Regions from separate parts of the Homo sapiens genome. Here region 2 is linked to region 1. A link is an interaction called in ENCODE POLR2A ChIA-PET data of the cell type or tissue named here. Cell type or tissue: B cell. All regions are shown on one strand. Each heading gives the region's core, and the rest is flanking DNA. Links, peaks and the distances in the headings are about the cores only.

The links. ChIA-PET counts read pairs that join two places held together with the same protein. Peaks named below come from ENCODE experiments on the same cell type or tissue, not always from the same donor. Only the 100,000 strongest peaks of a DNase experiment are listed, where the experiment ranks them.
Region 2: POLR2A ChIA-PET joins it to region 1 with 9 read pairs; 22 of 35 experiments call an interaction of 5 or more read pairs at or near these places.

What each region holds. Positions count from the first base shown.
Region 1 is chr12:92,146,321-92,155,915 of GRCh38, forward strand. BTG1-DT (BTG1 divergent transcript) reads left to right here. Exons shown (of 3, transcript NR_135036.1): 2 at 342-442. Among named protein-coding and RNA genes, the nearest start is that of BTG1-DT, 5.0 kb to the left of the region's middle. RefSeq lists an enhancer at 1-177. In B cell, for the core only: no CTCF peak of the experiment used is centred there; a DNase peak (open chromatin) is centred at 3,471; H3K4me3 peaks cover 2,347 bases; H3K27ac peaks cover 4,000 bases.
Region 2 is chr12:92,539,169-92,551,248 of GRCh38, forward strand. It overlaps the pseudogene LOC124903118. Among named protein-coding and RNA genes, the nearest start is that of LINC02397, 79 kb to the left of the region's middle. RefSeq lists silencers at 5,266-5,405, 8,351-8,551. In B cell, for the core only: no CTCF peak of the experiment used is centred there; no DNase peak of the experiment used is centred there.

The DNA.
Region 1 (9,595 bases), core at 1,727-5,726:
TGTCCCCACTCCGTGTTTACATCTCGTTCCCGCTCCGGGTCTCGGTGACTGGCTCCTCAAGCCGGAGACGCGTGTGGTGCGGCGCGATGCGGGCGCCAGCGCTGTGTGTGCTGGCGGTGCGCTGCCTTAGTGCGGGGGAAAGTGGAGGGAACGGTCCTGCGGGGCGTTCTGTCCAAGAAAAAGGACTGCAGCCTCGGGGAGCCAGGGTCCCCTCGCAGACGAGCTGCCAACGCCGCGGAGCCATTTCTGTTCCACCCTAGGGGAGGAGTAGGGGGATATCTTTTAAAAGTTTAATTGCAAAATAAGTAGGTTAGTAAGGCCATTTGTGGTTGCTGTTTCAGTAACTTCAGCAGTCAACGGAGAGAAGAGTGGAAACCTTACTGGATGCGGACAGGAGAGCCAGTTACTGAAAGCAGATATAACGCGGATCCTGTAAAGAGTGGTGTGTATCCAAAAAAAAAAAATCTGTACAATGTATTTTAAAACTTGTGTGCACAAAACTGAAGATTTTCTTTTTTACCTAGTCCAAATGCCGTCCTAGCCTGAGTCCTGCTCTTTATAAAAATAAAATAAAAAGAATTTGAAGCTTGTGAAAGTATTAAGTGTAGACATTCAAGTTTATTTGAAACCCTACCAAAAAAAAAAAAAAACAACCTTAAAAACCAGTGTAACAGGAAGGCGGGAGCCTGCTAAAACGATTAGGCCTAAGACAGGGTTAACCCCAACTCCATTAAGGAGAAGGGGGAAAAGAAAAAAAGAAAGATGAAGGGAGGCAGGCAGATGGAGAAAGCAAACAGGAGGCAGAAGTTGAACTCTACCAGATGGAAATAAATATCCCGACCTTAGTTGATCATCAATATTGCAAAACACACCACTTTGAGTGTTTTTTTTTTCTTTTTAATACTGAGCTAAAGGATATAGAAATGAAGCAAAAATAATGACATTATAAAACAGGAGAAAACGTTTTATTGTTTAAAAAATATGTAAAACTCGATTTGAAAAAATAACTTCTAGATTATTTTTTCATTAGTACACATAACTAAGTAGTTACATGTGAAAAAATTAAAGAGTGGTTTTTTTTTTTCTTATAGAACTTTTCAGATAGAACTCTGCTTAAAAATAGTAATTTCACTGGAGGCATGAAACCTCTTTTACTACTCAAAAAGAAGATCGAGAAGCAAAAGTAAATTCATGAAATTACCATAACACTAGAATAACAACTCCTGGTCTCCCACCTAACCTGACCCACCCTTAGTTCCCTGCTTTCACTTACATTGTCGTTAATGTGTCACTGAGTACAAATTAGGAGTCAAGTGAAAGTTTTTCTCTTCTAAACCTGGTCTCCAACTTGGCCTCTCGGTCATGTGCTTAAATTGTCTCATCTAAAAAACAGAAATATTAAATCAACAAAATGCTAGGATTGGACTCAGACTTCCCCCAAGCCCTTGTTCTCCATACTATTTTTAACTGCCTGCACTAGCAGCAGCAGGACCCCTTCTGAAAGCCTTATAAAACCAGTTGAACAGGGTTAACAGAAAGTTTAACCCATAGACTCAGGGAGAGTTACTTCCCGCACTGAGTTTTTCAAATTATATATGTGTGTTTCCCACCTTAAATCATCCCATTAGGAGACAAACTGATTTGAGAAACTACAGTAATTTTTAACTTGGGAATCTACAGAGTACTCAGAAAAAAACTGGAAATAAACATTAGTCTTAAACGTAAGCCTTAGATGGTACATAATGTTCATTGCTAATAGTTTTCAATTCCTGACATATATATGTTTAGTCACATTTTCTGGAAGTTTAGTCAGGCCCTTCCCATCTGGGAAACAAGCAGGTATTTCTGGACAGCTTTTGAATTACAAAGGTGCTTTCTGTGTTGTTGTGCTAAGTTTACCAAGGCTCTCCCAAGTACTTTATTATTATCATGCAATTTGATAGTAATTTATGAAATTTTTTTTTTTTTTTTTTGAGATAGAGTCTCGCTCAGTCACCCAGGCTGGAGTGCAGTGGCGCGATCTTGGCTCACTGCAGCCACCGACTCCCAGGTTTAAGTGATTCTCCTGCCTCAGCCTCCCGAGTAGCTGGGATTACAGGCATGCACCACCACGCCTGGCTAAATTTTGTATTTTTAGTAGAGATGGGGTTTCACCATGTTGGCCAGGCTGGTCTCAAACTCCTGATCTCAGGTGATCCACCCGCCTCGGCCTCTCAAAGTTTAGGGATTACAGGCGTGGGCCACCACGCCTGGCCTGTCTAATTAATTTCTAAAACTTAGAACATTTCTAATCAAAGTATTAAAAATCTTAGGAATGCTGTCAAAACAAATTCAAAAAATGAACCTGGGTTTTAAAATAAGTTGACAAATAAAAGCACAAATATTAGATATTGTTTCCCCAGTTGGACCCGCCCTTTCCCTGAAGGCACATTAGGGCCAGGGCCTTCCAGACTGAGCCAGAGGCAACCTGCCTGTTGCTAGTCAGCTAGCTGCAGTCACTAAAGTTGTGCTTATTACGCACCTACTTCCAGATAGAGTGCTAGGTGTCTAGAAAACTCACAACTTAACCAATAAGTACAGAGTCAAGTGAGAGTTCTTGAGAGAGTGTTAATGGCAAATAGAGACAGGGCACTTATTTATTTGTGTGTTGCGGGGCAGAGGGAAAATAAGAAAACCCCAAAAGTGAATGATCTCAGCTAAGCCAATGAAAGTGACCCAAGATTAGTTCTCCTTGGAGGAAAGGAACGGGCTTGATCTTGGAGTATCTCAAAGGCATAAACCAAGGAGGATAAGTATTGTTGAAAAAACTGGTAGATGGAGGCAGGCATAGGGTACTTGAGAGTACTCTTGAGAGTGTTTTTAGCAGACAGATTATATGATCAGATTTATCTTTAAATAAGTTAGCTTTTCTTGTGGGCTTATGTCTTCAACTAGATACCTATGCCTCTTATTTATCTATTTTTTTGTTACCCGCAGAAAGGAGAAGACCACTTTTAGTTGCCTCCCTGCTAGCACCCTGACTTGCTCTGCTTGAATAAGAATCCAAGGACACAAGCTAAGACATTTGCACTGGGTTTAGATCTACTGCGATTCACAAAACACAAAAGAACTTTCAGTCAGAGGGTGACACATAATGATTTTAGACAAAACTCAGTTTCTTCTGGTGGAAGCTATTCAGATTGTTTGGAGAGTGGGAGGAAAAAGGAGTGAAGCATCGCTTAACAACAAAAGTAATAATGCAGGTTATTATCATTTTATCATTAACAATGCATCAGTGCTAAGTGTTTTACATGCTTTCTATCTCTCTCTTTTTATTTATTTATTTATTTATTTTTTTTTTTGAGACTCACTCTGTTGCCCAGGCTGGAGTGTGGCGGTGCGATCACAGCTCACTGCAACCTCCGCCTCCTGGGCTCAAGCTTATCTTTCCACTCAGCTTCCTGAATAGCTGGGACTTCAGGCACGTTCCACCACGCCTGGCTAATTTTTGAATTTTTTGGTAGAGACGGGGTTTCACCATGTTGCCCAGGCTGGTTTTGAACTCCTGGGCTCAAGCGATTCACTCACCTCAGCCTCCCAAAGTGCTGGAATTGCAGGCATGAGCCACCGCACCCAGCCATGCTTTCCCATTTAATTCTCTAAGAAACCCAATCGAGTGAGTATAGTTGACAGCATTTAACATATAAGAATACAGTCTTAAAGAAAATAAGTAATTTACCCAAGGTTTTACAGCCAGATTTGAACTCTCAAGTCATGGACTACAAAATTTGAGCTCTAAATACCTGGTAGGGTTTTCAAGGGAGCTCCTGATATTACCTTTCCTAAAAAGGACCTTGAGAAATAAAACCTGATAAAGTTAGAAGACCATCTGGAGATGAGTAGAGATAGTAGTAGGAAAAAAAAAATCAAAACTCAAGGCAGCTGAGGGGACATCTCATAGCTGACATAATCTGTAAGATACAGCTACATTTATTAAAAGGCCCACTGGAAAATGAAACAAGGAACATATTAAAATGTTAATCTGCCAAATAATTTAACTGGAATGAAAATTATCCCTAGGTACAGATAAGAGAAAGTAGCAAAAGTGCTTTCTATTTAAGACCATTTAAACTTTTCATTTCCCCTTTGGCCTAAATTGACAAAAGGAACCAGGGGCCTGGTCAGTTCCACAATCTCTCTTGCCCAGCAACTGAGGCGGGCCCTGGAGGGTTCGGTGGGGGAGGTGGGAGGGCAGCAAGGAGGGATGGTTTTGTGTCCAGGTCACTGTTGAATCTGATCAGTGGCCTCCGGGAATTCTCACTCAACTTTCTACTGCATAGCTGCAGGGCCATTTCTCAAAGCTGGGCTCCTCCCCAAACCTTCTCCTTCCTGGTGCCAGAACCTCCTGGCCTATCTCTTTTTAAAGCTCTCACCGTCTATATTGTCACCGGAGGCAACCACGTGGTGGTCAGGGTTACTGAGTGTTTATCTGCACCCCCCAGCTGCCAAAGACCTCTTCAATTTTAAGGTTTAACAGTAGACAGCCGGGCGCGGTGGCTCACGCATGTAATCCCAGCACTTTGGGAGGCCGAGGCGGGCAGATCACGAGGTCAGGAGATTGAGACCATTCTGGCTAACACAGTGAAACCCCGTCTCTACTAAAAATATAAAAAAATTAGCCGGGCGTGGTGGCGGGCGCCTGTAGTCCCAGCTACTGGGGAGGCTGAGGCAGGAGAGTGGCGTGAACCCGGGAGGTGGAGCTTGCAGTGAGCCGAGATCGCGTCACTGCACTCCAGCCTGGGCGACAGAGCGAGACTCCCTCTCAAATAAAACAAAACAAACAAACAAACAAAAAACAGTAGAGTGGGGAAAGAGTTAATAAGAATTAACTCTGGAACATTGGAAACTTTGAAAAATCGTACAAAGTTCTTACAAATTATGATCCTGGAGTATAGTATTTATAACTTTCTGAAGGGGGAAGTGGGGTACATGGACCTCCCCTTCCTTGTATTCATTTAGTTTTTGAAACAGGGTCTCTCACTCTGTCACCTAGGCTGGAGTGCAATGGCAGGATCACAGCTCACAGCAGCCTCTACCTCTCGGGCTCAAGTTATGCACGGCCACTCCCCCCACCCCTACCCCGCAGCCTTGCCCATCTCAGCCTCCTGAGTAGCTGGGACTACAGGTGCGCGCTACCATGCCCAGCTAATTTTTTTGGTTTTTGTAGAGACAGGGTTTCCCTATGTTGCCCAGGCTGGTCTTGAACTCGTGGGCTCAAGCGATCCTCCCTCCTCAGCCTCCCAAAGTGCTAGGATTACAGGCGTGAGCCACTACGTTCAGCCTCCCCTTTCCCTTAAACTAATGAAGCAAGGGATTGGGACTTCTCACTGGTTCTCCCAATGTGTTCCCCAAACCAGCAGCATCAGAGTCTTCCTGGGAACTTGATAGGAATGCAAAATTTTGCCTTCATTCTAAACCTGTGAATTAAAAACTCTGGGGATAGGGTACTGTCTAGGTACTAATGTTGGAGAACCATTGCTGTGAAAAAGTAATGGCAAAATTCTGTAATTAAAAACAACACTGAAGAGATACCTGCACTTCCATGCTTATTGCAGTACTATTCACAATAGCCAATATATGGAATCAACCTAAATGCCCATCAGTGGATGAATGGATAAAGAAAATGTGGAATATATACACAATGAAATATTCAGCCATTAATAAAAGCATGAAATCCTGTCATTTGCAGCAACTTGAATGGAACTGGAGGTCATTATGTTAAATAAAATAAGCCTCCTTTTTCCTGTGCTGGAAAAACAAAATAATTTTAGAACAATTGAAGAAAAATAAGCCAAGCACAGAAAGACAAATATTGCGTGTTCTCACTCATATTGGGAGCTTAAAAAGTGGATCTCATGGGGATGGAGAGTAGATTGATGGCTAGATGGCTACTAGATGCGGAGAAGGCTAGGTAGGAGAAGGGATGAAAAGAGATTCACTAATGGGTACAAAATACAATTAAATAGAAGATTTACTATCTAGCATTTGATAAATCAATACAGTGACTATATTAAATAGTAATCTATTTTATATTTCAAAATAGCTATTAGAGAATAATTTGAATGTTCTCAGTATAAAGAAAAGATAACTGTGTAATGTGATGGATGCCCCAATTACCCCAGTTTGATTATTACCTATTATATGAATGTGTCACAATATCACATGTACCCTGAAAATATGTACATCTATTAGGTATCAATAAAAATAACCTGGCCAGGCACGGTGGCTCACGCCTGTAATCCCAGCACTGTGGGAGGCTGAGGCGGGCAGATCACGAGGTCAGGAGATCGAGACCATCCTGGCTAACACTGTGAAACCCGTCTCTACTAAAAATACAAATAAAAAATTAGCTGGGTGTGGTGGCAGGCACCTGTAATCTCAGCTACTTGGGAGGCTGAGGCAGGAGAATGGTGTGAACCCAGGAGGCGGAGCTTGCAGTAAGCCAAGATTGTGCCACTGCACTCCAGCCTGGGCGACAGAGCAAGACTCCATCTCAAAAAAAACAAAAAACAAAAAAAAAAACCTCACTTTTTTTCAGGTATATACCATATCCAATAGAAATCTTTTTCCTTAAAAGAAAAAGCACATCAATTGAATAGGTAAAAGCTGCCTTTAAAATGAACTAAGTTTTCAGTGAGTTATTTGCTTCCTTTAGGTTCTATAGTCTGGGTAAACTCCATTCTTCCCAGTTTCTGAGACAATAAGCAAGCCACAGCTACTCTTGTCCAGTAATGGTGTTCACATTTTGCTCTCGAGAGAGGATAATACTCAGGAAGCTTGGTAGGATACCCATATAATCAAATGTTGGCATATTCTATACTTTATTTTTACTTTTTTTTTTTTTTTGAGACGGAGTCTTGCTCTGTTGCCCAGGCTGGAGTGCAGTGGTGCAATCTCAGCTAACTGCAAGCTCCGCCTCCCGGGTTCACGCCATTCTCCTGCCTCAGCCTCCTGAGTAGCTGGGACTACAGGCGCCCGCCACCACGCCCGGCTAATTTTTGTATTTTTAGTAGAGACGGGGTTTCACCATGTTAGCCAGGATGGTCTCGATCTCCTGACCTCGTGATCTGCCTGCCTCGGCCTCCCAAAGTGCTGGGATTACAGGCGTGAGCCACTGCGCCTGGCCTATTTTTACTTTTTGTATACTTTATTTTTACTTTTTCTTTTACTTTCAAAGAAAAACAGCAGGGCTGGGCATGGAGGCTCACACCTGTCATTCCAGCACTTTGAGAGGCCAAAGCAGGAGGATAGCTTGAGGCCAAGAATTCAAGACCGCCCTGGGCAACATATTGAGAACCCCCTGTCTACAAAAAATAAAAAATTTACCTGGGGTTGGTGGTGCGTGCCTGTAAGTCCTAGCTACATGGGCCACATGGGAGGCTGAGGCAGTAGGATTGCTTGAGTCCAGGAATTTGAGGCTACAGTAAACTATGATGGTGCCACTGCACTCCAGCCTGGGCAACAAAGCAGGACCCTGTCTCTTAAAAAAAAAAAAAAAGAAGAAGAAAACAAAACAGCAACTTGTTTTTTTGCTTTTTTTGTTTGTTTGTTTGTCTTTATGGAAACTCAAATTTAAAATCTCAAAGTAGATTAGAATTTAGGTGCATTAAGATGAAGTCACAGCCGGGCGCGGTGGCTCAGGCCTGTAATCGCAACACTTTGTGAGGCCAAGGAGGGCAGATCTCGAGCTCAGGAGATCGAGACCATCCTGGCTAACATGGTGACAGAGACAGAGACTCTGTCACCATGGTGTCTCATGGTGTCCCTGTCTCATGGTGACAGAGACAGAGACAGAGGAGCGAGACTCCTGTCTCTACTAAAAATACAAAAAATTAGCCGGGTGTGGTGGCGGGCACCTGTAATCCCAGCTACTCAGGAGGCTGAGGCAGGAGAATGGTGTGAACCCAGGAGGTGGAGCTTGCGGTGAGCTGAGATGCAGCCACTGCACTCCACCCTAGGCCACAGAGCGAGACTCCGTCTCAAACAAACAAACAAAAAAAGATGAAGTCACAACATTCTCTTTAAACTAGGTAGTCAACTAAAAAAAAAGAACATTCATGTTGCAGAAGTACTGTATAACAAAACAAATAAATATAAATATAGAAGGCCTACATATAGATATCCAACATGATTGTGGAAAAGATGTGGACTCTCATGCATCTGAATATACATCAGCGGGAATTCAAGGATTGAAATCCTACTAGTAAATACAATTTAGGATATATTCACTTAATGGGGCATAGCAAGTTAGACACTTAAATTCCTGAAAAGACTATGTTCTAGCCATGGAAGAAAAGTTTTCTAAAGAAAAAAAATAGTTATGACTGGCATATCAAAGAGCATGTATTTTTCTTTTGAGACCAAGTCTTACCCTGTTGCCCACGCTGGAGTGCAGTGGCATGATCTCAGCTCACTGCAACCTCCACCTCCCAATTTCAAGTGATTCTCGTGCCTCAGCCTCCTGAGTAGCTGGGACTACAGGCGTGAGCTACCATGTCCGGCTAATTTTTGTATTCTTAGTAGAGATGGAGTTTCACCCTGTTGGCCAGGCTGGTCTCTAACTCCTGACCTCAAGTGATCCACCTGCCTCAGCCTCCCAAAGTGCTGGGATTACAGGCATGAGCCACCGCACCGGCCAAATTACATGTATTTTCTGATGAGGATGAGGATGAGGATAAAGTGATAGCCTCCCCACTATTTTGTGTTCTCTCATCCATTTACTTAATAAATACTTATTTTCCCTAAGTGAAGCAGAAGCAGTCTTCAGCTAGATAATATAGTGGGCCTTCTGAATCCTCAAGTTCTGCACTCATGAATTCAACCAACCATAGATTGAAAATATTTGGAAAAATCTCTGGCACAGTGGCTCACAGCTGTAATTCCCGCACTTTGGGAGGCTGAGGTGGGAGGATCACTTGAGCTCAGGAGTTCAAGACCACCCTGGGCAACATGGCGATACCCCATCTCTACAAAAAATACAAACATTAGGCATGGTAGTTTCAGATACTTGGGAGGCTGAGGTAGGAGGATGGCTTGAGACTGGGAAGCAAAGGTTACAGTGAACAAAGATCACGCCACTGCACTCTAGCCTGGGCAACAGAGGGAGACCCTGTCTCAAAAACAAAGAAAAGAAAAGGAAAATATTCTGAAAAAACAAAACAAAAAAAAATAATACAACAATAAAAATAATACAAAATTTTAAAATACAGTATAAAAACTCTTTACATAGCATTTACATTTTATTAAGTATTGTAAGCAATCTAGAGATGATTTAAATTACAGTCATGAGCTGCATAATGACATTTCAGTTAATTAGAGGCCACTTGTAAGAAGATTCTTCCCCTAAAATTATAATACCGTAATTTTACAGTTCGTCTTATAAATATCATTATGTTTAGATACACAAATACCATTGTGTTACAATTGTCTGCAATATTCAGTACCTTAACATGATGCATAGGTTTGTAGCCTAGGAGCAATAGGCCATATACCATATGCCTTAGGTGTGTAGCAGACTCTACCATCTAACTTTGTGTAAACACACTCTATGATGTCT
Region 2 (12,080 bases), core at 3,947-7,946, 400 kb after region 1:
GGACAATTGACATTTGTTAATCAATGTATGAATGATGAGCCAAGTCTCATAGCTTCCATGGAGAATCTTAAATGTCACTCCTTTTGAAATGCGACCATGCTTCTCAACCTACTAAAAATTTCTTAATGAACCACCCACAGACACAGTCTTGTGTGAATATCTCCTGTGTTCCCCAAATCCTTTGTGACCTATGGACACAATTGCTAAACGTGAGTCATGCTTCTATCACTCCCACACAATGGGTATTTTTAATGCTACAGCATTTCCTGAAGTCAAGCGCTCAGGAAATGGTTTTTGCAATAATGACCTCAGCCTCCCCATATTCCCCCCACCCCCCATCACAGAATCCAAGAATAACTGAACAGGTGTCCAAATACCCAGAATTACCCAAGAAACCTCACAACCTGTCTTCTGTTTTCTATCAAAGTCATGAGGTTAACCTCTTGTCCTTTGGAGTTCGAAGGAATGTGTCCAAGAACTGAACACAACCATATCTGTCCTTTATTTATATTGAGACACAGTTTATTTCCAAGACTGTCAATGGTCTCCAGACCCCAGAACTAAATCTGTATACCATCATGGCTAAAAGTATGAGTTCTGGAATTCAAAAGCCTTAGAGACTGAATTCTGACTCTGCCACTAAGTATGTGGCTTCAGCCAAGTCATTTAGCCTTTCAGAGCCTCAATATTCTCACCTGTAAAGTGGAAATAATGGAAGAAACTATTTCTTGGAATGTGTGAAAATCACTCACGTAAACTGCTGATCTCCAGGCCTGATACACAGCAAAATGCCTAGTACTTGCTAATTGTTATTGCGTCAAGTTTCCCCAGATTGAACCTTAGGTCTGGTCAGTTTCTCCTGGACAGCAGTCATTTTGACAGCTTAGGATCTTTAGGTGCCCACATACCTTCAGAACCTCAACCCATTCTTGGGAGCACTGTCTGACCACCCTCTGAGGACCAGAAGCAGGAAGAGAGATCAGATGGTGAGAGGATAAGGACTGTTGATACCCAAGGGAGGTTGTAAAACCACTTGGGCACACCCAAGTTCAAAACAAAGAAGCCATCACACGAGGGTGAGAGAAGAGGTATTTACTCAGTGAGGCCCCTTCCAACCCTCATGGTAAAAGTCTACACTTGTTTAGAAAAGAGTATGTCTGTTTTATGATTTTATTTTTTAAAAAGGGAAACTCAACAACAAAAATGATGATGAAAATGACAATCTGACTATGGAAAACAGGCTCCTGCTATTCTCATCAGACCATCTGACAAACTACCCAAGGGAGTTTCCGAGGCCTCCCAAACAGTAACAGCAGAGCAGCCACTCAAGAGGATGCCCCGGGGAGCCGCCAAACTGCAATTGCCCTGGAAATCAGATTCGAACAGCTCAGACATGAGGGCAAAGGGCGGGATGCATGCATCCCTAAGCACCAGCCCTTCAGCCCAGCAGAGGGGCACAGACAAAGCTGCCCCGGAAGAATTGTTTGGGAGGTGCAGATACAAAGAATAAGATCCTGCTGGCAGCGCTGGGAAACACAGCAGCAGTCGGCACACGCTGGCCCTGGCAGTCAGCAACCGCCTGGCTCAGGCTGAGCAAAACCTTTCTGTGAATATGGCGTGAAAGCAGATCTCTCAGAGGCTCATGCTCCCTGAAGGTGAAAGATCAACAACAAAAAAGGCATTAACCCCTCTCCTAAATGATATTTCATGGCCATCAAAATCCCATCAAAGGAGCAGCTCATGTTCATAAGCCTGGGGGAGATGCTCCCAGCAATTTAGACACATTGGCAGCCCCAGGGAGGAGGACATAGCCTATGGGGACTCTCTATGTGTGAAGGGCAGCAGTTTGCATAACAAATGTTCCATGCACAATCTTGGAACATTGGCATAATTCTTTCTGGACCCAATAATGATAATTACTCTCTGTCCTAATTAAGGAGAAAATAAAGAAGCTAATACTTTTATAAATCAACAAGTAGGATTAGTATGATGTACAAAGCGCCCTTGAGTTTGCTTCAGGAGACTTCCTCCTCTGTGTGACCACAAGTATATCACATCGGCCACCTGGGCTTTTGTTTCCTTATCCATAAATCCTTTCTTTAAGGGGACATCTTATGGGTTCCTTTGAATGCTCCTATCCTAATTTATTCTTCTTTTCCTTTAAAAATGTTTGGTAAAGGCTTAGCATGCATGCAGTAAAATACACAGCATGATGTGTAGTATTCTTACTTAGAATTTTATGCCTTTCAAAGGGCGAAAGATGGTGATCAGGTGATATTGATTCTCTCCTTGTATAGCTTCAAAGATCGTGTTATAGATGAGAAACTAGATATTCAAAGGCACAGAGAACATGTCATCCGTATCACTCAGATTAGAACTTCCAAGTGCTCACTCATGATATGTAGTCTGGTGAGCCAGGCCTCAGAGTGTCCTACTGTGGGCTCATGGAGCAGTTCTTCAGGATGTGGACAACATTGCTTGGACCAGGGACAGGAGAGAAAAAAAAGTGATAGGCTGAGAAGAAATTTTTATGTGACATGCAAATACTTAGAAAAGATGAATGCTAGTACATCGGGAAATTTATAATTTCTTTTGACATTCAGGATTTGCCATAATTTAATAGTTCTTACCTGTTGGATGCTTACTATGTGCCAAGCATTGCACATTAACATGTATTATCCTGTTTAATCTTCAAAATAACCTATGAGGTGGACAATTTTATTACCCCATTTTACAGAAGAGGAACAAGAGTTTCAGGGAAATTAAGCTAATTTTCCCAAGTTACTGATAGAATGTGGCAGAGCTAGGTCTTGAACCCAAGCCCACAAAATTGACCGTGCCATTATTCAGTTTCTCACAAGCACTTCCACCTTACTCTGCAATGAAGGCACCACCACCCCCCAGGAAAAGGCACTACCCCAGCCAGATGGTACACTTCATCCCCACTTCTGCTGTTCAGGCTTGAACTTGGCATGGTCTTCACCTTTCATTCTGCCATCCAAATCCATCCCTCAAGACCTAAGTCGAATACTATCTTCTCCTCGCCATTGCCTTCTACCCTGAAAGTTCTGTACTCTGAATCAGTTTAAAAGGTGTTATCTGTTCCATCCATCTGGGGTCTTCATCATTTCCTTAAATATGTACATTATCCATTCCTTCAATAACATACATATTCAGTGTGCTTTCTCCTCAAATAATTGCCAGATACTAGAAGTCAGAAACCATGTTGTCTATTTCTTTTGTATCTCTGAAAGAATCATAGTACAAAATTTATAAATGAAATCATGTAGCTCTGTGCTATATGAAAATTATATCATATGACATTACAGCCACCCTGTATTTGTTGACTAAATTGTCCTTTCTGTTTAATTCCCAAGCATTTGAGCCACTCTGCCCCAGATTGAATTGCCTTGCCTTTTTTTTTTTTTTTTTTTAAGATGGAGTCTCACTCTGTCACCCAGGCTAGTGTGCTCACTGCAACCTCTGCCTCCGGGTTCAAGTGATTCTCCTGAGACTTAGTCTCCCAAGTAACTGGGACTACAGGCAACTGCCACCACACCCGGCTAATTTTTTGTATTTTTAGTAGAGATGGGGTTTCACCATGTTAGCCAGGATGGTCTTGATCTCCTGACCTTGTGATCTGCCCACCTCAGCCTCCCAAAGTGCTGGGATTACAGGCATGAGCCACCGCGCTCGGCCTGAATTGCTATTTATTCATTTATTTTGAGACGGAGTCTCGCTCTGTTTCCCAGGCTGGAGTGCAGTGGCGCAATCTCAGCTCACTGCAAGCTCCGCCTCCCAGGTTCACACCATTCTCCTGCCTCAGCCTCCCCGGTAGCTGGGACTACAGGCGCCCGCCACCATGCCCGGCTAATTCCGCCAACATGCCCGGCTAATTTTTGTATTTTTAGTAGAGACAGGGTTTCACGGTGTTAGCCAGGATGGTCTCCATCTCCTGACCTTGTGATCCTCCGGCCTCAGCCTCCCAAAGTGCTGGGATTACAGGCATTAGCCACTGCGCCCAGCCCTGAATTGCCCTTTAAAAGCTTTTTTTCCCTTGTAAGATCATAATATTCCACCTTCCACTATATCCAGACTGAGACAATAGCAACTGTGTGTGTTTATATGTGAATATGGAAGATATGTGTGTGTGTGTGTGTGTGTGTGTGTGTGTGTGTGAGAGAGAGAGAGACAGAGACACAGAGAGAAATGTGTGTTCTGATAAAGCAAGGTACATTAGATAATAGCCCATTGCACCTTGCATTAAGCAAGCCTGTCTGAGAAATGAGCAACTTTCTCAGGCCACTGCTCAACCTAGAGTGTTGACAACCTTGGGAGAGAAGACTTTAATTGCAGTCATTCCCTTATTCCCTCTGGATTACTTGTTTATAGTCTGAAATTGCTGAACGAGTTCTGCAGGTTTTTCTTGTCCATTTGCTGAGCTTGAAGCAAGAAGGGAGAGACCCAGGTTCACTGAATTGTAAACAGTACTTCTCAAGGTCAAACTGGAGAGACTGCACAGAAGAGGGGGTTGGGGGGCAGGTTTCTGAATGTGACAGACAAGAGTAACATATTGCATATATACTTTACTGCAAGCCTGCACAGAAGAAAATCGAAAAGAAAATAATATTGCAAAGAATCCTGTTCAAACTCGATTTCTTACAGTGTTTTTTTTTTTTTTTGGCCAAACTTGAAAGTCAACTTTTTAAAAGTAATTAGACATCTAATCTGTGCTTTATCCCACTGCCACAATCTCCAAACTTTTTCTGTCATTATATAAACATTATTTGAAGTTATAAAGAACACAAGCAAGTGGGCTAGATATTATCAAAAGATACTTCCAGAAATCACCGGAAATGACCGGAAGCCCAGTCAGCCCTGTTGTCTTGAAATAAACACATGAAACTGAGCTCCACATGCTCAGGCTGCAGTATATTCAGCACGCTAACAGGTACAGGCACTGCTTTGCCCCAGACTGGTGGGAATGTGGCACTGAAGAAAGCCCAGGCTCTACTATGGAAGAGCTTACAATCTGGAGAGAGTGGAAACGTACACAGCATATCATAGCACCATAAAGCCAGGGAAACACAAAAGGTAGAGATGAGAAGACCCTCCTTTTAATGGTTTAATTTTTAAGAACACTATTCACCAATTGTAGATTTAGGAGAGGTTTTTTTTTTATGTGTTTTAAGTCGAAATACCTGAACTTCAAGCCCAGTTTGCCCTTTCCTACCCTTGAGATCTGAGTCAAATCACATCGCCCAGTGGACGGCAGTTTCCTCATGGATGAGATCAGAGTGTTGGTGTAGACCATGGGTTAGCAAGTAACAACAGCTAGGGGTAAAAATCCAGCTCACAACCGGTTTTGTAAATAAGATTGCTGGAACACACCACGCCCATTCATTTACATATTGTCTATGGCTGCTCTTACTCTACAGCCGCTGAGTAGTTATGACATATGGTCCACAAAGCCTAAAATATTTACTATCTAGCCCTTTCCAGGGTTCCTGACTCCTGGTGTAGCCAGTCTCTAAGGTCTCTTCCAGGGGCTTGCAAGGTGTTATGTAGACACATAACAGCACTTCGAAAATTTGAAATAATCACACAAACGGAAGAAATGGTCAAAAAGCACATGCTGGGTCCCAGAAGACAGCAGCTCTCCTTGCTTTATGTCATCAACAGCAAACAGCTGCTCCAAGGGGTCGCAACTCGACTCATATTAGAATCACCTGGGGAGAATTTTATTTGTCGTAACAAGGTTTGAGGGAGGCACATTTCACACATTAGCATGAAAACCCAATCATCATGCTTTGGAGAATTTTTTTTTTTAATGTCAATGCCCAAGACCCAGTGTCTACAGTTTCTGATTTAATTGCTGTGGAGTGGAGACCTGGTATCAGCTGTTTTTAAATGCTGTCCAGAGGCTGGGCATGATGGCTCACACCTGTAATCCCAGCACTTTAGGAGGCCAAGGTGGGTGGATCACTTGAGGCCAGGAGTTCAAGACCAGCCTGGTCAACATGGTGAAACCCCATCTCTATCAAAAATACAAAAACAATTAGCCAGGCATGGTGGCAGATGCCTGTAGACCCAGCTACTCAGGAGGCTGAGGCAGGAGAATCACTTGAACCCGGGAGGCAGATGTTGCAATGAGCTGAGATCTGTACTCCAGCCTGGGCAACAGAGTGGGACTATGCCTCAAAAAAAAAAAAAAAAAAAAAAAATTAGCCAGCAGTGGTGGCACATGCCTGCAGTCCCAGCTACTCAGGAGACTGAGGCAGGAGAATTGCTTGAACCTGGGAGACAGAGGTTGCAGTGAGCCAAGATCACACCACTGCACTCCAGCCTAGGTGATAAAGTGAGACTCTGTCTCAGGAAAAAAAAAAACCATCCAAAGAATTCTACCTTGCATTCAGGGTTAATTTAACAAAAGCTTACACGTAATACCAAGATATGGAATCAACCTAAGTGTCCATCAGCAGATGAATGGATAAAGAAATGTGATCAAAATGCACAATGGAATACTATTCAGCCTTTAAAAATAAGAAAATCCTGTCACTTACAACAACATGGATGAGCCTGAAGGACATTACGTTAAGTGAAATAAGCTAGGCACAAAAAGACAAATACCGTATGTTCTCACTTATATGTGGAATCTAAAAAAGTTGAGCTCATAGAAGTAGAGAGTAAAATGTTGATTACCAAAGGCTCGGGAAAGTGGGGATGGGGTTGAGGAAATGTTGGTCAAAAGATACAAATTTTTATCTAGACAGAAAGAGTAAGTTCAAGATATCTATTTTATGTCATGGTAACTATATTTAATAATAGTATATTGTACACTTGAAAATTGCAAAAAAATAAAAAATATTAAAAAATATGTGAAGCAAAAGCTATTTAAAAAATAAGGAAATTGAACAAAACTATAATATTAGAAGGGTATTTAAGTACAACTCTTATGACCTTGGATAGTTCAAGCTGACCAGGGAGATGAAATAAAGATACAAATAAATACATTTTTAAAAAATACCACTGAACCTTTTTAAAAAAAACATATCGATGCCTGTATTTCTTTCCAGGTATATTACACCAGAATATCTGGGATTGTGGCCCCCAAACCTGTATATTTAACGAGTTCTCAAGATAATTCTTATGCAGACAACTCTGCAACAGCCTGCATTGAGTAGCCAGGTATGTGAATCATGCTCAAGGCCAACTATGATGCAGGAATTCAGAATCCAATAGAGAAGTGTTAAGGTCCATTTCATACTTCTTTATCTTTGACTCTCAAAGGTGTAACGCAACACCTGGAACTTAGCAGATATTTGGTAAATGTTTAATAAAGAAAACTTAATTTAACCTGACCACTGAGTGTTTCGGTGGAGAGAGAAACACACAGGAGGTTTATGCTTAATCTTGAAAGAGATAAGGCTAAGACTCATGTTCTATACACTTAATTAAATAGCCATCAACTGCAACCTTCCTCCACCTATCTACACTCAAACATTAACTACAAAACCTGATCAAAAAATCATTATTTTAAAATCACCAACCCACGGAAGCTCCTTTAGTTAGACTGAAGTTCACGTGATTGCTTAAACCTTTTTTCTGGGAATGGATCTTTTATGCCAAGTAGGCAGGGTTACTGCCCCATAAACCTACCTTCTGTCATTAGCTTTGACTGTTGACACTTGCAATGATTAGACAGGGTTGAGCAAAGGGTATTTTTGCAGTCTGTGGGGAAGAGTATAGAAAATAAACATTGCATCTCATTACAAAGCCCTGAATGTGCAAAACATACTGGTCCAAATGCCATGATTAGATAAGCACCTGCAACACTCATTAACTTTGAAGGGAAATTGAAGCCAAATTTGGGCCCATATGCCACCTGTCCTTACACTTCAGCAATCAGGTGACCTCTATTCTCACATTAAGTTAATTTCTGAAACACTCTACATGATAGCTATTGCCCCAGACTTCTAATAATTAACCCAGGGTGTCCTCTCTCAAACATCCTGTGAAATAGTCTCCATCTACAATTTCTAGGGTTTCAGATGAGCCTTTGCCCATAACCTGAACATGTCCTTTTTAAAGATAGGTCATTGTAAATGACTCTGAGTGACAGCCTAATGCTACCCCACAAAGTAGAATGAAGTGTAATATTGATCCACTCATCCACAAACACAAAAATGCATGTGTTTTGTGTGAGGGCAAATAATTACTAAAGTAGCCAGAATAAAAACTAAGGTTGACACAGGAGGATTGAGATGATGGGCAAGTGATCTCTAAAGAAGAGTGCACCAAAGGCCTCTCTGTCTCACTCTGTAATAGTCTATTTGCAAATTGCCCTACATGCTGTATCACATGTAGCTCTAAAAGTCTGTGGCTCCAGGCGAGAGCCTCTAAGTAACCTGAGAAAAAACTACATTTGGAAATGTTTCCGTGAGGCTACTCGACAAAGTAGCTCCCAAAGTTATGATTCATTCAATCAGATGGCCTCATCTGGTCAGGGTGCAACTTAGGCATAGGTGTAGGGAACAATTGGCCACATGGAGTAAGCTGAAGAGCCTGGGAAGACTCCTCTGTTCAAATATGTCTTTACTGCTTAAGTGTTAAAGGTCCCAGAATCCCATCATGAGAGTCCAGTTCCTTTGTATGTTTAGACTATAACAGAGCCATGTGCCACAGAGAGGAGTACAGGCTGGAGAGCTGAGTGGTCAGAAAGATAATTGGATGAAAGAGGTCCCTGGTGTGCCAGAAAGATCTCTCCAGCAAGCCATAGTTCAGATAATAAAGAAAATTAAAATCGGTGACCTTCTGTGGAAAGTGAATTGATTCATCCCTCTCTTCCCAGCAATTTCAGAATTAACTGACATAAAGCCATGGATAGAGAGCTGGTTGTGCAATGACTACAAGGTCTCAAAAGCAGCAACTGCAGCAGAACACAGCACAAGCTTCATGAGAAGCACGGGGAGGACAGAGATGGCAATTCCACCAAGAAGGATTAGGAAGGATTTTTTTTTTCCTTTCCCAAGACTGAACACATCATGTGATGCTATGTGCAACATGGAGATGATTAAAATCAGCATGCCTACTGAAGTTCCAGGACTAGCAGGAAATTGTGAAGCCTGTACTGCAAAGTAATACCACCTCCAGGTTACCAGATGGGGTGAGGGGTTACTCAGAAGCCAAGGCAGCTAAAGAATTATAAATCTCTATATAATTCTGATATCCAGATAGTAAAGAATTTTTAGTCTATGAGACTTCTAAATAGCACTCTGTGGCAGGAGCACATCTCCCTTGGCTCAGATATACCCAGGAGAGCTATGCCTCTCAGCAAGATGCTATGAAATTAATTACCTAGGGGAACAAGAGAAGCATTGCAAAGACTATGGTGTATCATATGTGCAGGTGATCTTTTTTTCTATGCAAATATTATTGATACGGGTAACACTTCAAATCATTAACATTTTAATCTGAAGGAGAATCCTTCTAGTGACAGATGGGGTCCAGGGTTGAGGTGAGAGGTAAGGGAGAAGACAAGTTCTGTCTATAAGCCCACTCTGATACGAAACAGAACGTTTAAGCATTTATTGCAAATTCCTCAAATATTTATTGAGCACCAGCAATATGGGAGAAGATGTGCCAGGCATTTGGGAGGATATAAACATGTATATATGTACTAATGCCACCATCAACTAGCTCAAGACATAATTGGAGAAATGGCATAGGGATAACTGTGATATAGGATCAATTTAGGAAAGTCTTGGAATTGGCACAAGGACCCACAGAATCAACACCAGCTGGGAGTGATACAAAATTAGATTGTCGGGCCCTATACAGGATCCCCAGAATCGTAATGTGCATTCGACCATGATTCCGTAGGTGATTTGTGTGCACATTTGAGAATCACTGGTCTAAACAACAACAAAAAAATGGCATGTTCGTGGAGGCCCTCTAACATATTACAAGAAAGCTTCAGAGATAGTTAAGGTCTCACTGTGAGATATGTGAGAGCAGAGGAAGAGGAATGGCCAAAAGTTCAGGAGAGAATCATCATTCCACGGTTTTCTTTTTTCTTTTTTTTTTTGAGACGGAGTCTCGCTCTGTTGCCCAGGCTGGAGTGCAGTGGCGCGATCTCGGCTCACTGCAAGCTCCGCCTCCCAGGTTCACGCCATTCTCCTGCCTCAGCCTCCCAAGTAGCTGGGACTACAGGCGCCTGCCACCAGGCATGGCTAATTTTTTGTATTTTTAGTAGAGACGGGGTTTCACCGTGTTAGCCATGATGGTCTCGATCTCCTGACCTCATGATCCGCCCGCATGAGCCACCGCGCCCGGCCCACAGTTTTCTTAAGTATGCTTGGGGGATGGCAAATAGACTGGTTTTAGACACATTTAAGGTACTGGTAGAATGGTCATGGGAAAAAAATTCTAGAAAGGTAGGTGTGGGCTGAGTTCCAGAATAACCCTAATTTCTGATTTCCTAGTTACACAAAGATGTGCAATCAAAAGGACATGAGAAAATTTTAAATGGCAAAAAAAAAAAAATGTTTAACTTCTCCTTATAATTGTTCAGACTTCAGTCCCAACTCAAGTTCCTTCTTTACCCTGTCAAAGCCCTTAGGAGGCTCATGTGTTATCCTTATGTGTATGGTCTTGATAGAAAAGATGTAGACAGCCAATGGGATGAGAACTCCAAGAAGGGCTCCAACCCTGAGGGAGAATGAAAAAGAATTCACATCAGAAACCAGGTGGAGGCTGGGCGCGGTGGCTCATGCCTGTAATCCTAACACTTTGAGAGGCTGAGGCAGGCGTATCACTTGAGGTCAGGAGTTTGAAAACAGCCTGACCAACATGCTGAAACCCTGTCTCTACTTAAAAAAAAAAAAAAAAAAAAAATTGGCCGGGTGTGGTGGTGGGCACCTGCAATTCCAGCTACTCAGGAGGCTGAGACAGGAGAATCGCTTGAACCCGGGAGGCAGAGGTTTCAGAAAGCCAAGACTGTGCCACTGCAGGCCAGCCTGGGTAAAAGAGCAAGACTCTCTCTCAAAAAAAAAAAAAAAGAAAAGAAAAGAAAAGAAGAAGAAACTAAGTGGAAACTCATCAATTCATCAATATACACAGGGAATGCATGCAAAGATTAGTGGGAACCTTAGCTCTAAGAATATACATATGTTCAGGGCCTTGACCCTGTACTCCAGACAATTAGCTCTGGGTGTGTCAATTTCAGACACTCTTCTTCACAGAGCCCCAGTCTCCTGCCCCATGTGCAACACTATCTGGAGCTCAGAGCCTTTGTACCCAATTTCACTTTTGCCAGTACTCTGCTTTATGACTGGACTCTGCCTCCATAACTAATAGATCAATTATGGTAGCACTTACAATCTGCCAGGGACATGTCTACATGCTTTATATCCTAAATCATTAAGATCCACAACCACCCTATTACTTAAGTATGATTATTACCACCAGTTCACAGACAAGAAAACTAAGCTACAGAGAGATCAAATGCCTTAACTGAGGTCACTCCACTCACTCCACTAGTAAGGGGTGATGTTGGGATTTGAATCCATGCAGTTGGCTCCACAGTTCACACTATTAAGCAGATGTTTCTCTAGGAAGCTTTTTTATCCACTTACTGAGAGGCTGGGGGAAAGAGTTCCAGAAAGCAACCACCTGACTCATGAGCAGTGACCATTCTCTGGGATATGACCCACCCACTTCACTGATACCTAGTGCTCATCACTTTGACAAATACAACTAAGATTGTTTCCTGCCTTGGGTTTCATGATTGCAATTTTCAGAGCTGGCCTCTGGATAAGGTCCTTTTTCTAGACATTATTATGCCCCATATTTGTATTTGTCAGGAAACTGGAGAGTTTATTCCAGGAACTAATTTGAAATTATAAGAATTTTTTTTCGTCCGTCAGAATAACCATTCATGAAAAGATAATGCATACATCAGTGAAGGAAGGTTCTTAAAATGGGTCAGCCAGAAAAAGGAAGAATTAAATTGGATGGCATGATTACATAGGACAACCAAGGACACCAAAGGGGCCCAAAGAAAAGAGAGCCCATGAAGA